Linked DNA regions of Homo sapiens: region 1 is linked to region 2. The links are chromatin contacts, found by Hi-C or POLR2A ChIA-PET in ENCODE. All regions are on one chromosome and are shown on one strand. The core of a region is the stretch at or near the end of the contact, and the rest is flanking DNA. Distances in the headings are between cores, read along the strand shown. Region 1 has its middle 26 kb from the start of MIR29B2CHG. Region 2 has its middle 4.2 kb from the start of MIR29C.

What was found. Hi-C counts contacts between places; a loop is a spot of excess contacts on that map. ChIA-PET counts read pairs that join two places held with the same protein, here RNA polymerase II (POLR2A). Pooled maps may share reads with other maps.
Region 1: a loop to region 2 is called in a pooled map, with 3 times the contacts of the local background. The contact joins two enhancer-like sites. A Hi-C loop is called at or near these places in 1 of 168 maps with a recorded cell type or tissue (endothelial cell of hepatic sinusoid) and 4 of 50 pooled maps. POLR2A ChIA-PET finds 5 or more read pairs at or near these places in 11 of 52 experiments (AG04450, BJ, CD4-positive, alpha-beta T cell and 8 more).

Annotation. Positions count from the first base shown.
Region 1 is chr1:207,847,048-207,849,747 of GRCh38, forward strand. No RefSeq gene overlaps it. Among named protein-coding and RNA genes, the nearest start is that of MIR29B2CHG, 26 kb to the left of the region's middle. Within about 2 kb of position 1,329, at least 26 of the 41 ENCODE cell types and tissues checked have a DNase peak (open chromatin) inside an H3K27ac peak, as active enhancers do.
Region 2 is chr1:207,796,189-207,799,195 of GRCh38, forward strand. No RefSeq gene overlaps it. Among named protein-coding and RNA genes, the nearest start is that of MIR29C, 4.2 kb to the right of the region's middle. RefSeq lists enhancers at 2,437-2,536, 2,647-2,786. Within about 2 kb of position 1,328, at least 7 of the 41 ENCODE cell types and tissues checked have a DNase peak (open chromatin) inside an H3K27ac peak, as active enhancers do.

The sequences.
Region 1 (2,700 bases), core at 79-2,578, 51 kb after region 2:
TGGAAAACTACAATGGCACAGAACATGGATGAATGCCACAAGCAAAATGATGAGTGAAAGAAACCAGACTCCAAAAGAGAACATACTGTGTGATTTCATTTATATGAAGTTGAAGAGCAGGTGAAACCAATCTGTGATTGTAGCATTCAAAATAGTGGTTACCCTTGGAAGGGTGGTTTGTAACTAGAAAAAAATGCAAAGTATTTTCTGCGGGGTTTGGTTTGGTAGTGTTCTGTTTCTTTTCCTGATCTGGGCACTGGTGACAGGATATGTACGCTTTGTGCCGAACACTTATGATTCATTCACTTTTGTGCATGCATGTTATACGTCAATAACAATATTAATTTTTTAAAAAAGGGCCAGGTGCAGTGGCTCTCACCTGTAATCCCAGTGCTCTGGGAGGTCGGGGTGGGAGGATTGCTTGAGGCCAGGAGTTCAAGACCAGCCTGGGCAATATAGAGAGATCCCGTCTCTATTTAAAAAAAAAAAAAAAAACTACCCAGGTGCAATGGCGTGTGCCTGTAGTCCCAGCTACTCAGGAGGCTGAAGAAAGAGGATCACTTGAGCCCAGGAGTCGGAGGCTGCAGTGGCACTCCATAACGGCATCATAGCACTCCAGGCTGGGCAGCAGGGCAAGACCCTGTCTCTTAAAAAAAAAAATTAATACGACTAATAAAAAAAAAACGCTAACAAGAAAAAATCTAGGAGAAAATGGACTTTTATCCAATGGGTTGTTTCCCCAACACCAATGAATTTTAGTGTCTACACTCTCTGCTCACAAAATCTGAAGGACACACATATTTCTGAGCATTTTCCTATTGCATTTTAATAAATGGCAGAAATGTTACTCTACAAAGCTTCAATACCATAAAAAATAAACATGTTTTCAAAACTCCAAATTCATTTGTCAAGCTTTATGTTCTGTGAGACCCCGTCTGAAAATGTCTTCGGGTTTTATAAATGCATGCTGAAATATAAAGTAACTTTTATAAGAAACAAGATTTTTAATGAGACAGAAGTGGTTGGGCCAGGGGTGAAGGGAGTGAAAACCAAGAAGATGGAGGAGACGAGACAATTCCCAATCAGCAAAATTCAAGGCTTAAATTTCCAGTGGCTGCCAGAGCCCTGAAGTAACTCTGGGCCTGGAAGCCAGGAAGTCCAAGCTGAAGCTACGGACTCAAAGACAAGCTCAGGATCTGGGGGCAAGATGGCAGCTGAAGTGTGGAGACTCAGACACAGGCAAAAGAATCCAGAATGCTGCTGGATGATGACTATAAGCTACCAGGAGGTTATGAGAGGAGTGATCTGCACTTCCTGACCCGGCTCAGGAAACAGTGGCTGGGCGTGGGCAGCCTTGGGTACATAAGGAAGTGACTTCAGCCGATCATGGAATAAGAGGATGTAACCTTGGGTGTGCTCTGACCTGCAGCAGGGATGAGCAAGCCGGGCTTACCCAGAGGTTCTTTCTCTACTGGGTGTGAGTTTCTAAATATACACACACTCATCTGTTCAATCCATTCAAATATTTACCCTCATTGAACAGGACTTCTGAGGCTTTTGGTTTCGACTGCCCTAGTTGCCAGCTAAGACAGCAGTAATCTAGAACCTGGCTCCTGAGCCCACCAGTACCATCTCAGTCCCTTGCATGAGAAGGGGAGTAGTGAACCCGAACTCCAAGAACAGCAAGCACTTGCCATATCATCCATTCCCCAGTGACTTCCACTAGCAAAGGGAGACTTTTAAAAAGAAAAAAACCCAGGCAACTCCAAAGTCATTTGTAAAATGTTATTTACTCTCCTCCTAAGTAGAATGACCTTCCTAAACTGTCTGGTTTGGGCTTATCAAAAAAAAAAAAAAAATATATATATATATATATATATATGTATGTATTTGCCTCCTCAAAAACAGGGACTTTGAATAAGTTTTGTGGCCAGGGGAACAACACTGAGACGCAAACTGGAGGCAAGGATGTCAAATGCACCCAATGAGAATATCTATCCCTCTCCCTGCCAATCTCCTCTCTCACCACTCCCACCACCTCTTCTTTCCCCAAATCATAAAGTGTCACTCACACCTTCACCCTCTGACATGACGATTAGAGAGTCCAGGTAGTGGGGTCACATGGAGAGAACCTTGAAACTTGTCGTGAATTTTTAAAAGTCAGCACATTCTAGAATTCACACACAGTGACCCTCCCTTCACTATCTAGAGCAAGCAAAGGTCCTCACTTTGGGAGACTTCTCATTTCCCTGTTCTGGCCTTAAAGCAGCCCTGCCAACTGCAGAAGAACGGTGCTGGCAGATGAGAGATGCACCAGGCTGTTCAGGCATCTGGCCACAGGTTGAGTCTTTCACCTGGGAAATAACATCATGTTCTCCACGGCAATGAGTATGTGTTTCCTGAGTTTAAGAGAACTTTAGCAAGCAGAACTCAGTTCTGCAAGGCAGAACAAACTTTAGCTACAGAGAGAAAGAGAAGGAAAACAGCTCCAGGCTAGACTCTGATCATTCCCACATGAAGCCTCCTTGGAATGGCTTCCTGGTTGCCCTTAAAGTTCATCTTAAAGGTACCAACACCTAAATCATAGGCTTATTTAGGTGCACCAGAGACACAGCTGCACAAAGCCACCCGCATGACCTGGGATACGTGTGTGCTTACAGGGGGATTCTATGGGAAACTGGACCACAGGAGCTTTAGCGA
Region 2 (3,007 bases), core at 78-2,577:
CGGATTGCTAAATTTCTCAGAGCAGGCTTCAGTGTTTCTCAACCATGGCTGCACATTGCAATCACCGGGGGATATTTACAGACACCTGGGTCCCACCCCTAGAGATTTCTAGTGTAATTGATCTGGGATGTGGTTTGGGTGTAGGGATTTCCAAGCGTCCTAAATGATTCCAAAGTGCAGCTAAGGTTGAAAACCCATGCATTAGTAAATCTCAAGCCCCACAGTAAATTTTTCTATATAAACTTGTAAAGATAGAAGTTAAAGGCTTATATTTATAGAAGAAAATTATGGCTTTCTTAATTCAGCCTATTAAATCAGAAAATTTCATTGAAGACTTGAATTAAGGTTTTGTTGTTTGGCTAACTGAACAAGGCTAGCTGTTGTTTAGAAATACAGAAGCATTGTCTCAAATAAACATAAAAATACAGAAGCATTCTGTTTAATAAAACACTAGGTGAAAATTATATATATATGTGTGTGTGTGTATATATATATATATATATATACACACACACACACACACACACACACACACACACACATATTTTGAGATGGAGTTTCGATCTTGTTGCCCAGGCTGGAGTGCAATGGCACTATCTCGGCTCACCACAGCTTCCACCTTCTGGGTTCAAGCGATTCTCCTGACTCAGCCTCCTGAGTAGCTGGGATTACAGGCATGCACCACCGCGTCTGGCTAATTTTGTATTTTTAGTAGAGACGGGGTTTCTCCATGTTGGTCAGGCTGGTCTCGAACTCCCAACCTCAGGTGATCCGCCCACCTTGGCCTCCCAAAGTGCTGGGATTACAGGCATGAGCCACCGCACCCGGCCTGAAAATTATATTGACTATGAATAGAGCATTTTGGAAAATCTTATGTGACCTTGAGACTGTAATGTATTTTTTAAATTGGGATAAAATACATGGGGACAGTTAGTTACTTTGTAAGGTAACTAACAATAAATCTGTAAGAATGCTGAAGGGACTTGGGATTAGAAGGAATATGAATTTGTGGTGTTCAAGTAGATTTTAGGGTTTGTGGGAAATAGTCAACTCTATGGTATTCTAAAACTTAGTAATGTCTTTCAGCTAACATTTTAACCAAGAATGAGCTTTTCTGCATATTTTTAAATTTTGCATACTTGTACTTAAGTAGGATTTAACATGGAGTCTAATAACTTCCAGAAATGATTCAAAATTGAGTGATTGTACATACAGATTTTTTTTTTTTTTTTCCTGGACTACACTGTTTTCATCAGAATTTCTAGGCTCACTCAGAAAAGGTTACACTAGTATGACTAATCCTTTGTAAATCGGAGCACTGCTGCCCTCCTGTGGACTGTCACGGCATTTGACAATCCCTTCCTTACCAGCTCAAACCTAGTCACTATTCAGAAGTTTGAGTCATTGCTGTGATTCCCAGAAGACATTTTCAATTTCATTTGGGATATGGTATAAGACTAGTCCTCTTCTCCTTCCGTGAAATCAAAATTATTTTTTGACACAGGATCTCGCTCTGTCACCCAGGCTGGAGCTCAGTGGCTCAATCACAGCTTACTGCAGCCTCAACCTCCTGGGTTCAAGGGATCCTCCCAACTTAGCTTTCCCCAACAGCTGGGACTACAGGTGTGCACCACCATGCCTGGATAATTTTTGTATTTTTTTTTTTTTTTTGTAGAGACGGGCTCTCGCATGTTGCCCAAGCTAGTCTCGAACTCCTGGCCTCAAGCAATCTGCCTGCCTCAGTGTTCCAAATTACTGGGGATCCAGGCATGAGCCACTGTGCCCAGCCAAGATTAACATTTTTAAAAGAGTTTTAAATGCTGTCCCTTATTGCTTAAGTATAGGAGAAGTATAATATTGTGGATCTGTGGTCAATAAACAATTTTTCCTTCCCTCTCACATACCAGCAGAACGTTTGAACAAATTGCCAAAAGTATAGATAACATTTGAAAAAGCCGCCCTTCCTGATTCCTGATTCGATAGTACATAGCCCAGGGAAACCTGTACAGAGGTGGTAAAACTGGTGTTAGGAGACTCCACCTCCATTTATAAGATTTACCTCTCTCATGTAGCTTTTTACAAAACTAAACTATAATAATATGCTGCAGTGTGGCAAACCCTGTGCTAAACTACTGTAAACAGGAACCCCTGTAAACAGTAATCCTGGTGTTTGGGGCTTGTGGCTTCATTGAGAGAGAATTCAGGAACAAATGCTTAGAGAAGCACTTCAGAATGGTGTTCAGGAAAATTATCTATCGTCTGATTAATCTCCTCCACCTGAAAGCGTTCCTAGGAAAAATACTCTGTAAATTTGTATTTAAGTTGGGACTTGAGAATTCTTTGGTTAGGTTCCCATAGCATCGTGCTTCTCAAGTCTTAGTGTGCTAGTGAGTTACATGGTGATCTTCTTAAATTAGAATCAGAAGATTCAAAAGGTATCGGTTGGGGCCTGAGGTTCTGCATTTCTAATGAGTGCCTAAGGAGCTGTTTGTGGTGGGCTGTATGATGGCCTCTAAAGATATCCAAGTCCTAATACCTGGAACCTGTGAATGTTACTTTATATGGCAAAAGGGTCTTTACAGATGAGATTAAGAAAATTGAAATAGGGAGATTATCCTGGATTATCCAGGTGGGGGCCCTAAATGTAACCACAAGGGTCCTTCTAAGAGGGAGGCAGGGGGAGATGTGACTGTGCCAGAAGACAACATGGCCACTGAAGCAAAAGACTGCCCCGCTGGCTTGGAAGACAGAGGAAGGGGGTGCAAGCCAAAGAACGCAGCTCTAGCAGCTGAAGAAGGCAAGAAAACCTGTTCTCTCCCGGCGCTTCTGAGAGGGCGGGTGGCCCTTGCAGTCCAGTGAGCTGATTGCAGGCTTCTGGAATCTGTAACTGTACAAATGTGTGTTGTTTTAAGACACCATGTTTGTGGTAATTTTTTAGGGCAGCCACAGGAAACTAACACACCAGTGCTGGGGGCCCTCAGACCACAGTGAGTAGTAAAGCGTTTTA